2 separate regions of the Homo sapiens genome follow, and region 2 is linked to region 1. Evidence: read pairs that join two places in POLR2A ChIA-PET (ENCODE). Cell type or tissue: Caco-2. All regions are shown on one strand. Each heading gives the region's core, and the rest is flanking DNA. Links, peaks and the distances in the headings are about the cores only. Region 1 overlaps ERVMER34-1 (endogenous retrovirus group MER34 member 1, envelope). Region 2 overlaps SCFD2 (sec1 family domain containing 2).

Region 1 (8,659 bases), core at 6,160-8,659:
GTCCCGGCGCGGTAACAAGTTTGCGCTTTGCCTCCCTAGGGCAGACACGCCGCTACTTTGTAGCGGGTTTCGGGCGGGCCACGCGTGCGGCGACAGGAACCCAACCCCGGCCGACCTTGGGCTCCAGGAATTCGTTGTCTACGTCTGCGGAGGTGCGGCAGCCTCAGTTTTAAGCGCAGGTATGTTCCTACCCTTGAGCGGGAGGAAATTACCCAGCCCTGAGCACGTGGCCAGTGGGACCGGAGGGTTCCTGGTGTCTGAATCCTGCTCGCTTAACAGGAAGGCAATAGAGGCTGTGCTCTGAACCTTTCCCTCACGATGATCTTCTGCCTGTTGACCATCCTGGTGTCTTTCCCATGTGGCCCTGTATGGTTGGCATGGTTCCTGTCTTTAGGACTTGTGAGTATAACGCTTTATTTTTTCCTGAGCTTCTCCTATGTCTCCCCTTTGTGAGCACAGTGGCCAAAGAAGTCCATTTGGTCCCATGTCTAATCCATCGCATAACTGCTTGGCCCCCTTTGGTAGCCATGTCTGTTTTAGGTTGTGGGGCATTTGCCCGACAATGAACGTGAGTCAGAGATAAGAGGAGGGTCGCAAGCTGGGTGGAGGAGAGACAGGGAGTCCATTTTTGCCTGCCCATTTAGCAGCTTTCTCAGCCCTACAATTCCATAAAGATACTCTATCAGTTTCCTAAGTGTTGCGCAATGAACAATAATAATTTATGTAGGAAAATAAATAGACTGTAATAGGATAACAATTATATGCCCATTGGTGATGGGAGTATATGCTGAGGTCGAGAATCTATGGGGGGGTAGGGCGCAGTGGCTCACTCCGGTGATCCCATCACTTTGGGAGGCCGAGGTGGGCGGATTGCCTGAGGTCAGGAGTTCGAGACCTACCTGGCCAACATGGTGAAACCCCATCTCTACTAAAAATTCAAAAATTAGCCAGGCGTGGTGGTGCATGCCTGTAATTCCAGCTAGCCGGGAGGCTGAGGCAGGAGAATTGCTTGAACCTGGGATGTAGAGGTTGTGGTGAGCGGAGATCGCACCACTGCACTCCAGCCCGAGCAACAGAGTGAGATTCCATCTCAATTAATAATAATAATAAGAAGAATTCCGTCTCAAATCATCATCATCATCATCTATGGGGTTTCCAAACTGCCAAGGACATGGCAGAGTCCCAGGGTATACCTAGTCAGTGTAAGTAGTGTACGTTTTCTCTTTCACCAGTGTACAAGCTCACTATGTCATAGCTGGTTATTATCTTTCTGAGAATTTTGTTTATAAGAGTTGTCACAGGATAGAGTAAGTCTGTTTTTGTTTGTTTGTTTAAGACAGAGCCTCGCTCTGTTGCCCAGGCTGCCATCTCGGCTCACTGCAACCTCCACCTCCTGGGTTCAAGTGATCCCCCGAGTAGCTGGGAAGACATGCACAAGCCACCACGCTGGCTAATTTTTGTATTTTTTAGTAGAGATGGGATTTCACCATGTTGGCCAGGCTGGTCTCAAACTCCTGACGTCAGGTGATCTGCCCTACCTCGGCCTCCCAAAGTGCTGGGATTACAGGTGTGAGCCACCACACCCGGCCCAGAGTAAGTGTGGATGGCTCAAGGAGTATCTTAAGAGGTCTTCTTGTGGTTTAGAAGCCAACTCTGTGACTGTAAGGCAATCATGTGATGTGGAGTGGGGTTCTCCATCAGGGAGAGGTACAGGTTTAGAGCATTACAGAGTTGCAAGATGAGGAGGGGTTGGTCTGTCAAGTAGAAAGGCACTCTTTTATGGAACTGTAAGAGTTGACACAGAATGGGAAACAAAGGTAAATAAGAGAACCTATTGTAAGGTTAATGGCTTTGTCAATTAGGATGGCAGCTGAGGTCACTACATAGGCATAGGAGCATGCCTGATACCACGGGATCCAACTGACATGAAAAATATGCTATGAGGCCGGGCATGGTGGCTCACACCTATAATACTAGCACTTTGGGATGCCAAGATGAGAGGATCACTTGAGCTTAGAAGTTTGAGACCACCCTGGGCAACATGGCCAGACCTTGTCCCTATTAAAAATAATTTTTTTTAAAAAAGGAAGCCAGGTATGGTGGTGCATGCCTGTAGTCCCAGCTACAGGGGAGACTGAGGTGGGAGGATCTCTTGAGCCCAGGTGTTCGATGCTGCAGTGAGCCATGCTTGCACCACTGCATTCCAGCTTGGGCAACAGAGTGAGACCCTGTTTCTAAGGAAAAAAAAGAAAAAAAAATATGCTATGCAACTTACCTGAGAGGAAGAAAGTTGTCCTAGAATACCTACAGCTATCTCATTGTTTTCACAGCAATATACACGGAAAGGCTTGTCAAAACTGAGTAAATAAAAACAGGTGTGTGGGGTGGTTAATGCTAATTTCAATATCTCAGTGAAGGTTTCTGTGGTTATGCCTGGGAGAGCATGTAGAGGTTAGGCAAAGGCAGCACAACTGGGAATCCATTGGTAGCAACAGCCAGCTGCTAAGTGTGCACACCTGCCTTCGAGATCAGGAGGAACGCAAGTGACGCAAGGCCTTTGCGGGTGAGTTTGAGTAACTTGAGACATTCCATGGCCTAAGTAGGTAACAGTTCAAATGTCCGTACCCATTGAAATCTGGTTCTGGGAGGCATTATGACCAGAGTCAGCCAGTCTTCAGATGTTCTCAGGTGAAAGCAGTCTATACTATTCTGCTGGGCCATTACTGCTTACAGTGTCAAATACCAACACTTGGTTTTTATGCACTGTCAAAGCTAAGGTTAAGTTTGAATGCATCATATGTGATATGCAAAAATATCACAAATGTGCTTAAACTGTAAGGAATTTGTTCAGCTGTGACTCCAGACAGGAGTCTAGCTCCTCCAAAGAGGAGCTTTACATTCTCTTCTCTGGGTTTTATGGAGACTTACTTAACCCTTCTGCTTAATGCACTGTGTCAACCTTAAAAGGGGCACAAGAAAGGGTGATTTAAGATTTTTTTTTTTTACAGGGTTTGCTACTACTCCCTGCACTGCTCCCTGGTCCACAGCTCATGAATCTTAGTTTCTTTTTTGAGATGGAGTTTCCCTCTTGTTGCCCAGGCTGGAGTGCAATGGCACAATCTCAGCTCACTGCAACCTCCACCTCCCAGGTTCATGCCATTCTCCTGCCTCAGCCTCCCGAGTAGCTGGGATTACAGGCATATGCCGCCACGCCTGGCTAATTTTATATTTTTAGTAGAGATGGGATTTCTCCATGTTGGTCAGGCTGGTCTCGACCTCCCAACCTCAGGTGATCCGCCCGCCTTGGCTTCCCAAAGTGTTGGGATTACAGGCATGAGCCACTGTGCCCGGCTGCATCTCAGTTTCTTTAAGTCTGCAATCCCCATTAGAAGCAGCTGTTTTGCTAAGTGAGCCCATGGGTGTCAATTGCCTTTCTGTTAAGAGAGCCAGATTCGGGCCTTGGTGACAAATGCACCAAGGAACCCTCCAGTCCCACTGGTCATGCGCTTGTGGCCTGGGTCATTTCATTTCACTCAAGGCCAGGGATGTATATGTTAACCTCCATGGGAAAGAAGAGGCAGGGCAGGGTGAACAGCTTAGGATTGGCTAGTTTGAATAATTTCAATGGATTTCAAATTGTAGAGGTTGTCCCCTAGTTGCATAGCACTTGGCCCTGGGATGATTAAGGCAGACAAATAATTGCTTACATGTGTGTAAGGGCCAGATAGAGGAGGTATGGCTCTGGATTGATTAGTTTGTATATCAAAGACATGCTCCTGGTTGGCCCCTTGTTATCTCTGAGAATTGGCTAGTCCCTAAGAAAGGTAGTCTCTCCTCAGCTGGAAAGGTTTTTTGTTTGTTTGTTTTTGGTTTTGTTTTTTAGACAGAGTCTCACTCTGTCACCCAGCCTGGAGTGCAGTGGCGTGATCTTGGGTCACTGGAATCTCCACCTCCTGGGTTCAAGCGATTCTCCTCCCTCAGTCTCCCGAGTAGCTGGGACCACAGGCGCACACCACCATGCCCAGCTAATTTTTATATTTTTAGTAGAGGTGGGGTTTTGCTGTGTTGGCCAGGCTGTTCTTGAACCCCTGGCCTCAAGTGATCCATCCGTCTCAGCCTCCCAAAGTGCTGGGATTACAGGTGTGTCCCACCGTGCCCGGCCCTCAGCTGGAAAGGTTTTCCAAACGTCAGAACATAATTAGTATACAGAAAATTTTAAGGTATTTACATATGTGTGAATAGGATGATCAAAAGAGCCAAAAAGAGCCAAAAGACAGTTGGCTCTTGGCATCCATAGCATTTCTGATCAAATTATTTCCCAGTGCAGTACTTGTAAATCTCACCAAGACTCTAGAGATGGTAAGCATACTGCAAAGAGTCTTCCAAGACCCACACTGCCTTTTATGGTACTCTAAATGGACTTTATAGATTTGTCTCCAGCCTTAGACTGTTCTCACTGCATGTTTAATGGATGGACTGTGCTATCCAACTAGATGTGCTAAGGCCATAACAGTGGAAAAGAAACTAACAACTGAGATTATTTCTTGTTTTGGCATTCCTTTATGAATTGAATCAGATAAAGGAACTCACTTTACGCAGAATTAAATCAGTTACTTGCAAAACTCTTGGATATTCATTAAAATTGTATACCCCCTACTATACTCAATCCTCAAGGCAAGTGAAACATAAAAATCTAAACATAAAATGAACTCTAGGAAAAAATCTGTCAATAAACTGGACTCAGACGGCCAGAAGCATTACCCTTGGTCCTTATAAAGATCTGGAATACTGACCGGTATGGTGGCTCATGGCTGTAATCCCAATACTTTGGGAGGCTGAGACAGGATGATCAGTTGAGGCCAGGGGTTCCAGACCAGCCTGGGCAACAAAGTGCGACCTCCATCGCTACAAAAAATAAGAAACAAACAAAAAAGGTCTGGAATACTCCAAATAGGAGGACTGACTGCTTTTGAAATAGTTTTTGGCTACTCTGTGCCTACTGGCATCTCTAAAACTTTCATAGATTGAATGTGCATTGTGAGGACTTCAGTGAACAATTCAAAACTGTGACTAATTATATACAATAATTAGTATACTTGGAGCATATTTTCAACAGGTAAAAATGTGTGGCTTTCACTAACAGACCCTGCCATCTTTTCAACCAGGTGATCAAGTATATCTGAAAGTTTTTAGAAGAAAAGATGTGTTGTAACCTCCCTGGAAAAAGAAGAGACCTTATGAAGTACTGCTAACCACCTACATAGTCATCAAAATAAAATTCCTGAATTTGTACAAGCCACAGGAAGCTAGATTGAGATCATTATATGACAACTGGAAGGCCAAGGCTATGGGTTACCTCAAATTGAGGAATTTTGGCACCTACTCACAGGCTCCATGAGCAGATGAAGTAGACAGCTTTACTCAGTATCTCAGACCAAGAACTTCATCTCCATCTCCAACTAGCTGAAACATCTTCCCTCCTCAACCTGGAAAATTCTCTGACTTAGAAATTTAAACAAAACCCTCCCCTTTCATTGAATCTCCATTGTCTGGAGTTTGCTTGTTTTAATCTAGCCTGTTCCTCCACTATGGGCTCCCTTTCAAACTATGCCCTGCTTCAACTAACCCTTACTGCTTTTTTGACAATTCTAGTACAACCTCAGCACCTGCTTGCTCCAGTTTTCCGGACACTATCTATCTTGACTAATCAGTCTAATTGCTGGTTATGTGAACATCTAGATAATGCAGAACAACCCGAACTAGTTTTTGTTCCTGCCAGTGCAAGCACCTGGTGGACCTATTCTGGACAATGGATGTATGAAAGGGTGTGGTATCCACAAGCAGAAGTACAGAATCACTCTACTTCCTCCTATCGTAAAGTGACTTGGCACTGGGAAGCCTCCATGGAAGCTCAAGGTCTATCCTTTGCTCAAGTAAGGTTATTGGAGGGAAATTTTTCTCTTTGCGTAGAAAATAAAAATGGCAGTGGACCCTTCCTAGGTAATATACCTAAACAATACTGTAATCAAATACTATGGTTTGATTCTACAGATGGCACCTTCATGCCCTCTATAGATGTTACAAATGAATCCAGGAACGATGATGATGATACAAGTGTTTGCCTAGGCACTAGACAATGTTCCTGGTTTGCAGGTTGCACAAACCGGACCTGGAACAGCTCAGCTGTTCCCTTGATTGGTCTGCCCAATACCCAAGACTACAAATGGGTAGATCGAAATTCTGGATTGACCTGGTCAGGTAATGACACCTGTCTCTATAGCTGCCAAAACCAAACCAAAGGCCTTCTGTACCAGCTATTTCGCAACCTATTTTGCTCTTATGGCCTGACAGAGGCACATGGGAAATGGAGATGTGCAGATGCCAGCATAACTAATGACAAAGGTCATGATGGACACCGGACCCCCACCTGGTGGCTCACAGGTTCCAATCTGACCTTGTCTGTGAACAACTCTGGCCTCTTTTTTTTGTGCGGCAATGGGGTGTACAAAGGGTTTCCACCTAAATGGTCTGGGCGATGTGGACTTGGGTATCTTGTACCTTCCCTCACCAGATACCTCACCTTAAATGCTAGCCAAATTACAAACCTGAGATCCTTCATTCATAAAGTAACACCGCATAGATGCACCCAAGGAGACACAGACAATCCACCTCTGTATTGCAACCCCAAGGACAATTCAACAATAAGGGCCCTTTTTCCAAGTTTGGGAACTTATGATTTAGAAAAGGCAATTCTAAACATTTCCAAAGCAATGGAACAGGAATTCAGTGCCACTAAGCAGACCTTGGAAGCACACCAATCAAAAGTTAGCAGTTTAGCCTCTGCATCCCGAAAGGATCATGTCTTGGATATACCGACCACCCAACGACAAACGGCTTGTGGAACTGTTGGCAAACAGTGTTGCCTCTATATAAATTATTCGGAAGAAATAAAGTCTAATATACAGCGTCTCCACGAAGCATCCGAGAACCTGAAGAATGTACCGTTACTTGATTGGCAAGGCATATTTGCAAAAGTGGGAGACTGGTTCAGATCATGGGGCTATGTGCTTTTAATTGTTCTTTTCTGCTTATTCATCTTTGTTTTAATCTATGTTCGTGTCTTTCGCAAATCTCGCAGATCCCTTAACTCCCAACCTCTGAACCTAGCCTTATCTCCACAGCAATCAGCACAGCTCCTTGTCAGTGAAACTTCATGTCAAGTTTCAAATAGGGCAATGAAGGGACTAACAACCCATCAATATGACACAAGTCTACTTTGAGAATATCTGAACAAACAGCAGCTGCAGACAAAAAGCCTTAGCTAAACTTTGATGAGTAAAGCAGGTCTTACCGAGAATTCAGCTGCCAAAACCCTCCTCTGAGTGTTCCTCTTATAAGGGCACTTAGCACTAGGACCTCCCAAGGTATTGTAAATAAGCCTTATCAGAACTTTTTGTAGTTTCATTCTGAAGCCTTAAGACACACACCATAAAGCTGATCTGTAAACCCTTACCCCTTGCTGTTCAGAGAGCTACTCTTTGTAGTGTTCTTGCATGCATATATAATAAATGTTTTTTCTATTGATCTGTTAATTTGCAAGCCCCCAAACACTGGAACTAAGTTGGGGGCAGGATAGTTTCTCCCAACAGCACTTTGTAGGCTTCTGGATAGACCAAAGAGTGTGTTTGAATAGATAAGGGAATTTTGTTCCCTTGATTTTGGTTGAAGGTAGAAGAATCCAATGTACACATACACAAAACTATGTCCTTAAATTTGTCTCAAAGAATAAATATTGGGTAGTCATCAGAATTGACTGAAAACTTACTTTAGGGAGAAAGCCACAAATAATTTAGGCTGGTATGATCTGAGCTTTCCTGATTTCCCATGGGCATTTTAGTGGTCTAATGGAATATTAGTCTGATATGCATTTTAGCCATCTTATGAAATGGGCCGCAGGTGGAAGTAGGATGCAGGGAGTGTTGAGGTGGCATCTATTATATCAAATGCTTCACTCTGCCCAGTCCTCTGGTGAGTTCCTTACATGCATCTTTCTAGTTAATCCTCTCGGTGTTCATATTTTACAGATTAATCAACTCAAAGGGTAGATAGCTTGCTAAAGATTATACTATTACTGAAAAATAGCAAGATGCAGAACAGCATACCTAGTATGTTACTCTTTTTTTTTTTTTTTTGAGGCAGAGTCTGGCCCTTTCACCCAGGCTGGAGTGCAGTGGCTCAATCTCGGCTCACTGCAACCTCTGCCCCCTTGGGTTCATGCCATTCTCCTGCCTCCCTCCTGAGTAGCTGGGACTACAGGCGCCTGCCACCACGCCTGACTAATTTTTTGTGTTTTTAGTAGAGACGGGGTTTCACCGTGTTAGCCAGGATGGTCTCAGTCTCCTGACCTCATGACCCGCCCACCTCAACCTCCCAAAGTCCTAGGATTATAGGTGTGAGCCACTGCACCCAGCCTCGTATGTTACTTTTTATTTTAAAAAAGGGGAAATGATATGTATATGTGTATGTATTTGCAAATAAAACAGGAAAAGCCATTCACAATTGAAAGTGATTCACATGTAAGAGGAATGGACTGTGAGATTCTCACCTCCTTTTTAAGGTTGCACATAAACAAATTTATGAACATAGCAGATTGATAATT
Region 2 (9,297 bases), core at 3,645-6,144, 200 kb before region 1:
CAGACAGCTCAAAGCTGCACCATCTTGAGGTCTCCACAGAAACTATGGTGGGGAAAGAAGAGCTGAGCTGGAGGGTCTCGTGTAAGCTTTTGGAGTATCACTTCTTACAGACTCTTGACAAGAACTAATCACATGACTTCTCCTAACTGCTAGGGGGCTGGAAAATTAGGTGGATCCTACAGATAGTCAGTATGCAGATGATGCTTCTGCCACAACACATCCCCCCAAATTTTCAATATAATTGAGTCGATTACAGCTTTCCAATCGTAAGTTAGTCTTTCTAAGGGTACTGGTTGGCTAGATTGGAGTTGTCAGTTTTCAAAGATTTCCCAGTCTCAGGTTAACAAGCCTTCTTCTGTGCTCTTAGACAATGTAGTATGCATGTTGGTTATAGACCTTACCATGTTGCATTAGATTTAGTCGTCAGTGTTTCTGTTTCTGCCTCTCTATGCTTCTCCGTGTCTTAGCCAAACTTCTAAATCTTGAGGGCAGGAAATAGGTGTTTGGAGTTTTTTAAAGAAAAACATTGCTAATACTCAGCAGAATGGCTGGCTCTTTGGTGAGTCAGGGAGGAAGGAAGGGAGGGAGAGAATTAATGAATGAATGAATCAATCAATCAAAGCCACCTCTTAGAGTATGTTAGTCCCAAACTAAACACATCTATTATGGGTTGATTTTACCAGTGTAGTGGGCATCAGTCTCAGGATAAATGTTCGGGTGTATAACAAATGCAACTTTAAATGTTTTTCTCTAATTCCTTTAATTTACATGTTGTGCTCCCATTCCACTAAGTGGGGGAACGGAATTGCTGTCTGGTAATTCCAGGTCCCCCATCACCTTTTTCCAGGGCCATGTCTAATCTGGAGGCCAAGACTGTAAGGAGCTGGTATCTGTTCCCGAATGCTGTCTGTCCTGAAGGCATCTCCATGACACATTTTGTCTCATTGAGCCTCCACTGTCAGTCCACAAGGTCCTGGTGGGCGCCCCCTAGTTCCTGTTTGAAAGGCTTCTGGGGTCTAGTTCACTATATCCCCAAGTCTCTTTAAACTCCATTAGGTCAAGAGAAGCCTTCTTCAGCCATTGAGGAAGGGAGCCCAGGGCACCTTGAGAGTCCATTCTGGGTTTCACCTACAGTCATGCCACATGAGCCACGGGCAGTGCAGGGCCATGGAAAACTCTATGACCTTGTCTGACATGTCACACAGCCATTTCTGCTCTAGGTATTTTGCTTTCCTGTATTTCATTCAAAGGGTAAAACATAGATTCCCTTTGTTCTGTAAACCTACAAACATGTCTGAGCATTCTCTCTCTCTCCCCCAGGGCTTTGCTGCAGAGATGGCTAGGGGGCAGGGCCCCTTTTCTCAGGAATGTAGAACATTTACTTATTCTTTGTTTTCCCATTAGCTCTCCTCTCCTTCCACCCCAACTGCATTCAACACCACCCAACTCCCAACGAAGGGACATATTTCCAGTCTTGGGGACAAGAAGTCTAACTTTGCCTCTTTCAATTTTTCGAGTATCCACAAGCATTACAAACTCAATACCTAAATGACTGAAATGTGTTATAAGGTCAGAAAAATGTGATTTTATGCGTGTATGTAAAACCCATTAATATTTTGAAATATTTTGTTGCCATGCTAGTGCCACTCTCTGGGCAGTCTTCTTTTGTCCTCAGATTTAATTGAGGGCATCTACAGCTTGTCTCATACCCCATCCACAAGTGTCTGCTGCACTGTTGTGTGTACAGATGTGTTTGTTGGTGCCATCGGTCCACCCCTTCTGCCTAGAGTAGACCTGCAGGTAGGTTTGTACAGCACATTTGAGAGGCCTGACATAAAGCCAGGCTTCACATGGCTAGCCCAAGACCCTGTCACCAGAGGCTGCACTTCTTTCTGGATTCTGCACCAAGGTTCAAAAACATCTTGTGCACTCTCACAATTTGGTGTTACAGGCCTGGCTTACTTAAGCCCTAAATAAAAGGATGGAAAATTGTTCTTTCATTGTTTTCCTGGAGCATTAGGTCTGGCCCTTGTGGTTCACCCTTCTGTCCCTGCATGTCCTCAGAAGGGGGAAACGTTGAGACTTCAGCGTGGTCACAAGAGACTGCAGTGCTGAGAGCGGAGCCAGTGGACCAGGAGGAACTGATTTCTCTGTGCCTCTCAGTAACACTGTAGGAAAAACTCTCCTGTCCGTGGGAACCCTGAGGCAAGACAGCTCATGTAGGAAAGAGTTCAAGAGAGAACACCTGTTGGTTAAGTCAAAAATGAAAATAATGGACCTCAGACATCAAAAGGGAAAGTGGCTGCTTTCAGAAACAGCTGAAGCTACAAATGGCTGTGGGAGATGAATGCAATGCATCCATAAAGAACAGGCCTGTGCAGTCCCTGAGCTCCTAGGCTGTACACCCCAACCACACTTCCATAATGTACACATTGGAAAAGATGCCATTGTTAAAATATGGACTTATAAGTCGAAGTATTCATGTAAAATATTTGTGAAATATTTATGTAAAAAATGCTCAGACATGTTTGTAGGTTTATAGAACAAAGGGAGTCTATGTTTTACCCTTTGAATGAAATGTAAAATATGTGTGTGTGCATGTGTATAGTAAACTGATGTCCTGAGAATATTTGAGTGTCCTATAGAACTTATGGTGAGAACATGGAGCACTGGTGAGGTCACCTGGCTTTGTCTCAGGTCCCTCAGAGAGTTGGTGGCTCAGCAACATCTATCCAGTCCAGTCTTGGGGCTGCCTGTCCTATGCTTCTCCTCCAGAAGGCTTTTTGCTCAGAATTTTAACTCCCTATGATGATGCAGGAGTCTTCTTAAGCCACCTCTTAAGATGCCTGCTTTTAATTAATTTGTATTAAAAGAGCCTGTGTAGGGAGAAGAAAATAGAAGGCGGGATGTGGGAGAAAGAGAATATACATTACAACCCTGGAAATAGATGCAGAAAAATAATCAATCCGCCCATCGTTTTAAATCTAGCCTGTCCACCCCCATGAAGACTACACACTGTCAGGAAAAGGAGAGGATCCAGCGTGTTCTTCTGTTGGTTGCTTATGCTGATGGCTGCATCCTCCAGAGTTAACAAATCATATATATAAGTAGGAGTTGGAAATTAGCACAATATTTCCATATGTGAACCACTGGTTGCAGTAAAGAGACTTGGCATGTCCCCACTAGGAACAGAATATTAGCACTGACTTACATTTGTTTAGTTCTGTACAGATTAAATTGCATTTTCACTAGCTCATTGGCATCTTCAAGATAACCTGAAGGTCACTGTAGTTATCTCCCTTTACAGAAGCAGAAACTGAGGCTGAGAGTTCAAGAATCTGTCCAAAGTTGCTAGCTCGTGAGTCCAGGCCCTTTGACTGAAATCACTTGTTTCTTCTATGGTGCCGCAGCTGCATCATCATTACTTCCCGGTCTTTGGGGGCTCATGGATGTTTGTCAGAGTGCTGGGAAAGCTGTGGCTCTGCTGATTAAGAGCCATGTGCCAGGGGGACAAAAGAGGGAAGAGAAAGCGCATTAACAGAGCACTTGCTGTGTTCCAGGCATGTAATAGCCTTTATCTCGTTTAATCCCTCTATTTTATTTACAACACTACACTCTCCCACCTCAGGGTTCCAGCCTCTGCTGTATCCCATATGGATTTGGGTAGTATCACACCTTTAAATTTGTGTCATTCTCTCTTCCCTGATCCTGTGTAAAGAATTTTTTGTACGTGATTTTTTGTGATTCACATGATTTCTTCTAGGATTTGCCTGCTTTTTTTTTTTTTTTTTTTTTGGCCTATTTTTCTACTTGGTTGTTTGTATTTTTCCAATTGATTTTCTTATTGATTTCTTTGTTTACTTATGTAATCCTTTGTTGGTTTTATGTTACAAATACCTTATACTAGCTTAAGGCTTAGCTTTTCACTCTGTTCATGGTATCTTTCAATTTTTTTTTTTTAATTTTAAAGTTTTGGCCTTTTCACATTTAGTACACCTGTATTTTTTTTCCATGAAATTTGTAATCTAGGGATGAAATTTTATATCGTTTTTTTGCGAACACCATTTGCTAAGTAGTTCATCCTTGCCCCTACTGAATTTCAGTGCCATCTTGGTAGTATATCAAGTTTCCATATGTGCATGGAACTGTTTGTGGGCCCTCTGCTTTGTTTCATTCATCTAAATGTGTCTATCCCTGTGCCAATACCACCCTGTCTTAATTACTATATATGTATAATGAGTCTGTTCTTCTTCAAATTTTTCATGGTTATTCTTAACCATATGCTCTCGCATAGGTGTCTTAGAATCAATTTGTAAAATTATACATACACACTTCACTTTGTGATTTTCATTGAAATTGTACTGAATTGCTAGATCAATTTGTAGAGAATTGGTATTTTTACAATACTAATGCCTGATGGAACCTGAGTTTCAACTGCCATAAGCCTATGAAGGCCGGAGCTCGCTCTAAATAATGAAATGACTTCTGGCTTCTGTCTGTCAGTTTCCCCGTGAATGGAAAGCCCTTTCCGAATGGCCATCCTTCAACAAATCTTGAGTTCATCATGACAGATATTTTTCTTGATGGTGAGCTGAAGGGAGAAATGATTATTGTAGTGCAGTTTGCCAAGACTTTTTTCTAGCTGAGTGATCAAATATATGTAATTAGGGAGAAGAAAGCCTGTAAGAACAGTGCAGGAGCCAACTCAGCTCTGACAGCTGAGTCCCTGAGATGGCCTGAATGAAAGCGCTCACATGCACCAGGGCACAGTGAGCAGCCTGCATGGGCTGGAAACTGTCAGCAGGACAGAGATGCAAAAATAGAATAGGACAGTGCCATCGAGCCTGCTGAGGTTGACATGCCCAACCAATTTCATTCCAAAGATTATTACCCTTTTCTTCTGATGTCTACTTTCCTGATCCTCCCAGCTTTCCAACCATAAGTACCTAAGACTCAAAGAAAAACAATCCCTGAGTCCTGAATAGTAATAATGCTAATCCTTTGTTCTAGGAGGTTCCAATCCTGGTAAATGAGGATTTTTAAAAGATGAGAGCCTATTTCTTTTAACTCTTAAGATTTTCTAGAAATTAAAATAAGTGGCTTTATTATGGTAAACTACAGAAACATAATTAATATTTTTGGTTAAGGAGATGAAAACATAGTGATTGTTTATGACCCTAATCTTAGTTGTTATGATGATAAGTCATTTTTATTCCTAATTACAGAAAAATTCTTGAGAACTCTGATACTCCTTTCTCTTTGCTTAAGAAGGAACTCTGAATTTTAGGTATTTTCATCAAATTTTTTTTTTAGAAGTAAAGGGCAAATATTCCTAACATTTTTAGAGTAAGAATACTTTGGTAATTTTGAAACATGCCATTTCCTATCCTTCTGAAAGTACTCTATATATTTATTTTTTAAATGGAAAATTTTAGAATCTTTTCCTATGAGATCTTAAGGATCTTTTTGGCATACTGAGATAAACCTATGATGTTCACGGCTGATAATCACAGCTTTAGAAAATGCATTTTATACCAAGAAGGAAAACATAGCTGGCAAACCATCAGAACTAACTGTGGTATTAAAAATGCAGATCCCTAGTACCATGCCAAGAGATTCATTAGACACCTGTGATAATTTTCTATGCTTTTGAAGCAAGAGTCTTATTGTCTCAATTTTTTGCAAATAACCTATTTCATTTTTCCATGATAGTAACTTATTCCAAATGCACGTGGTTTTATTTTCTCCTAAAACTAAAAAAGTTAAAAGATTATTTTAAAAGGATGCAGCATTTGCTTTTTAAAATCAGTTAATTTAGGGAAAAGAAAAGAATATAACCCCCCAAAATGTTCGATGTATAAATCCCAAACTCATTATTCCTTCTTGAAAAAAGAGAAAGGAATGTTAAAATTCTCATGAGTCTTTCTGTAACTGAAAGGTTAGAGAAAGAAAAAGAGAATTGAATTTAAAGTCAGTAAAATAATAATCCCATTTGAAACTTACGTTATTTTTCATGGCTTGGAAAGTATGTCCAGGAATATCTGATAACTGAAGCCGCTGAGAAGGCAGTGTCCTAGTGGGAGCTGTAACTGTCTGCTGATAAGGAATCCTTTCCCTTTGGTTTTGTTTATTGGTAGTGGTGATGTTTTTTGAATTTGAGTCTTGCCCTTGACATTAGCAGAAGTACAACTCATTTTTCCATGGATGAACACTAAGTATTAATGTAAAAAGAAACATCTGTAAAAAGGTCAGTGTTAACATCCTCATACTCATTGCCATGACAAGGATATGGAATTATTTTACCAGACTAAGTTAAAATATATGTGTTGAGGGGGAGAGGATTTGGGGAGAGAAAATCTTAAGTGTGGGCTGGGGATATAAAAACAAGGCATTCCAACCAGATTTTCTGGGCTGTGCCTTTAGTTCTCTAAAGAAAAATAATTTAAATATATAATTAAATAAGATTCATAATGCTTATAGCATACGAATGTGATCTCGAATGAAATTTAAACAATAGAGATAAAAGCACAAGTCCCTCTTGAGATCTCTTTTTCTAATTTCACCCCTTTCCATATGTAACCCCTTTCATCAGTTTTGATGTAGTCTTCTACATTCTTTTGTAAGTATTCACATACAAATTTATCTGCAAAGAAATGCTTAGAAGTATATAGAGCTTTTTAAAGCATTATGACATAATATTCTGCATATTGTTCCACAGCTTGCTTCTTCCACTTAATATGTCTTAGTTATTTTCAGATAACTCTATAGAGCTTTTTTAGTGACTGCATATTACTCCATATTATTAATTTAGTCTTTACTTATTGATACAGGAGTTGGTCAAGAAATATCTGCAGCTAGGTGGACATGGAAGGTTTGATTATCTCTGAGTAGCTCAAAGACATTTAATGACTCCAGGGAGGGGACTTCAGAAGGAGGCCACCTTCTCCTTCCACCAGTTAACCTGGAGGTTACTTCACCTACCTATAGCTCTCCTCAGAGGGATGTCTCTGATCAAGCATTAGGCAACAGTGGCCAGGCACTTTAGTGAAATATATTTAAAACTAAATTCAAAAGTTGAAGTAGAGTATCTATTATGTTAAACATGTGAAAAGAGAGACCAGGCAGTTTTGTCCTTGAGAGCAAAATTTAGATGATAAATTTGTCATTAGAACAACAGACATAGGTAATTCAATCTTTTAAATAAAAGAGTCATGACATCTATCTCTTTACAGTGTTGCATAGTTCTCTAGCATGGACCCTAAAGAACTGAATAATATAGTTAGCTATTATCTTTTTCTGTCTTATGGTCTCTTCCTTTAGTGGTTTTAACCCTACTTGTCATGGTTCTTCTCTTAAGTCCCAGATATTTGGGCATAAGAAGGAACTTAACATTTCTAAGACATGATTGTTATAAAAGCAATATAATTTCAATGTCTTCTCCCACAACCAGAGACATTTTGGTATAGAACTCAATAACATTTCTGCAGTATGGAAATCTTTTGACAAATGAGATAAACAGTAATACATAATTTGTATGAATAAAGAAACAAGAGAATTCTCAGTCTTAGTCCACAATGACATAAAATAAATATTGAGAGGTCATATGATATAATTATATTAATCCAGATACAACTAAAAGAGACAGAATGTGTTTAAAATTACAAGTGTTATCTATCATTCAATAAGGCCCATTAAGAATATTTTTAGTGCTCATTATCCTTGTCAGTTTCTAAGGGTTTATCTGCTAAATAATTGTTTGTACTTTTAACATTTTGACATCCTGGAGCTCTTGTAGTTAGGCTTTCATTTCATGTGATTGTTTGATAAACAAATGTTTTCAATGGGCTAAAAATAAAGCTATACCATGTGTCTGAATTCAGCCCTCCCACATGGTTCTATTTTAGGCACATTGAAGGGTTGGGAGAAGAAGAAGGAAGCCAAGATGGGTGATACAGAGCCATTGCATGGTGAGCTCAGGGTCTCTCCTCATGTCAGCCTAATATGCTAGGGTTTGGTTTGAATGTGTCCCCTCCAAAATTCAAGTGTTGCCAATAAGATAGTATTAAGGGGTGGGGTCTTTAAGATGTGATTAGACCAACAAAGCTCCTCCCCTATGAATGAGGATTAAGTGCCCTTATAAAGGGGCTCTATGGAGGGGGTTGGTTTTCTCTTGCCCTTCCTGTTAGGGATAAGGGAAATTCACAAAGTTAGGATATGGGCACAAGTTACTCACTGCATGGTGAGTGCTTGAAGGCCAGATTAATACTATGTATCAATTAAAGAGAAGCTACACCTGGTTCCGCCCTGTGAAGATGCAGCAAGAAGGCCCTCACCTGGCACTTTGACACTGACTTTCCAACATCCATAAATTTACTGTGAGGAAGTAAATTTATGTTCTTTATTAATTACCCAGTCTGAAATATTCTGTTATAGCAGCACAGAACAAACTAAAACATATACCTAGCATAAGCTTAATGCCTATCTTTAACAGGGTTTTTGTTTTGTTTTGTTTTGTTTTGTTTTGTTTTGTTTTGTTTTGTTTAAGGCATGAGTTACTGACAGTTTCTTTAATATGGGATGTTTGGAATTCAGCACATTCCGTAAGGCATACTCTTGACACTAGTGCCAGAGAAGCTGGGGGCTGCAGCTGGCCTTCTTGTGTCAGGCATACCATCTTGAATCACTGGGCTACTCCCATACCTTTGTTTTGTTTAAATTATTTTTTACCATTTTAGGAGATTTTATTTAGTAGTATCAAGGTAAAGTCAAATTCAGATAGTACCAAATTCCCTTGTGCTTAATGACTTTTTTTTTTTTTGCTTTTACTTTCCATGGCAGATTTATATAGGTCATATCCTTAGCTATCTATAAGCTTTCCTATATAGGCAAATCCCATTTTGATGAGGAATATTCTCATATCAAAATGCTCAGAATATTTCCAAGGCCAAGCCACTGCTAGCCCACTTGTTTTGAGTTATATTAAGTGGAGTGAAATACTTTCTCCCTGGACCTTAGTCCCTCTCCCTTCTGTACTTCTCCTCCTGAGATGTCATTCATTGAGAGTGCTACGTAAAGGTAACTTTAACAAAGTTGCCTTTCTCTCAGTGTCAGGCACTGTTTCAAGGGCTTTCCATATAGTAACTCATTTATTCCCCCAACAACCCTATGAAGGAGGTACTTTTATCACCCATATTGAATTTATGAAGCCCAGAGAAGTCAGGTAATTTGCTCAGGCCCCCACAACTAATGAATGGCAGAACAGGACTCATAACAGTCTCCCTGGCTCCCTGGCCCTTG

The links. Peaks named below come from ENCODE experiments on the same cell type or tissue, not always from the same donor. Only the 100,000 strongest peaks of a DNase experiment are listed, where the experiment ranks them.
Region 2: POLR2A ChIA-PET joins it to region 1 with 13 read pairs; 2 of 35 experiments call an interaction of 5 or more read pairs at or near these places.

What each region holds. Positions count from the first base shown.
Region 1 is chr4:52,742,450-52,751,108 of GRCh38, reverse strand. It overlaps ERVMER34-1 (endogenous retrovirus group MER34 member 1, envelope), which reads left to right. Exons shown (of 3, transcript NM_001242690.2): 2 at 40-179; 3 at 5,166-8,556. The coding sequence starts at 5,589. The coding sequence ends at 7,280. It overlaps LOC124900185 (small nucleolar RNA SNORA26), which reads right to left and starts at 2,972; the gene lies at 2,850-2,972. LOC107986281 (a long non-coding RNA gene) reads right to left here and starts at 142. Exons shown (of 2, transcript XR_001741691.2): 1 at 1-142. In Caco-2, for the core only: no CTCF peak of the experiment used is centred there; a DNase peak (open chromatin) is centred at 7,268.
Region 2 is chr4:52,942,467-52,951,763 of GRCh38, reverse strand. The region is part of intron 5 of SCFD2 (sec1 family domain containing 2); the gene reads left to right. It overlaps SCFD2-AS1 (SCFD2 antisense RNA 1), which reads right to left. Exons shown (of 3, transcript XR_245255.4): 2 at 6,004-6,211; 3 at 742-3,484. Among named protein-coding and RNA genes, the nearest start is that of SCFD2-AS1, 20 kb to the right of the region's middle. RefSeq lists an enhancer at 547-1,484. In Caco-2, for the core only: no CTCF peak of the experiment used is centred there; no DNase peak of the experiment used is centred there.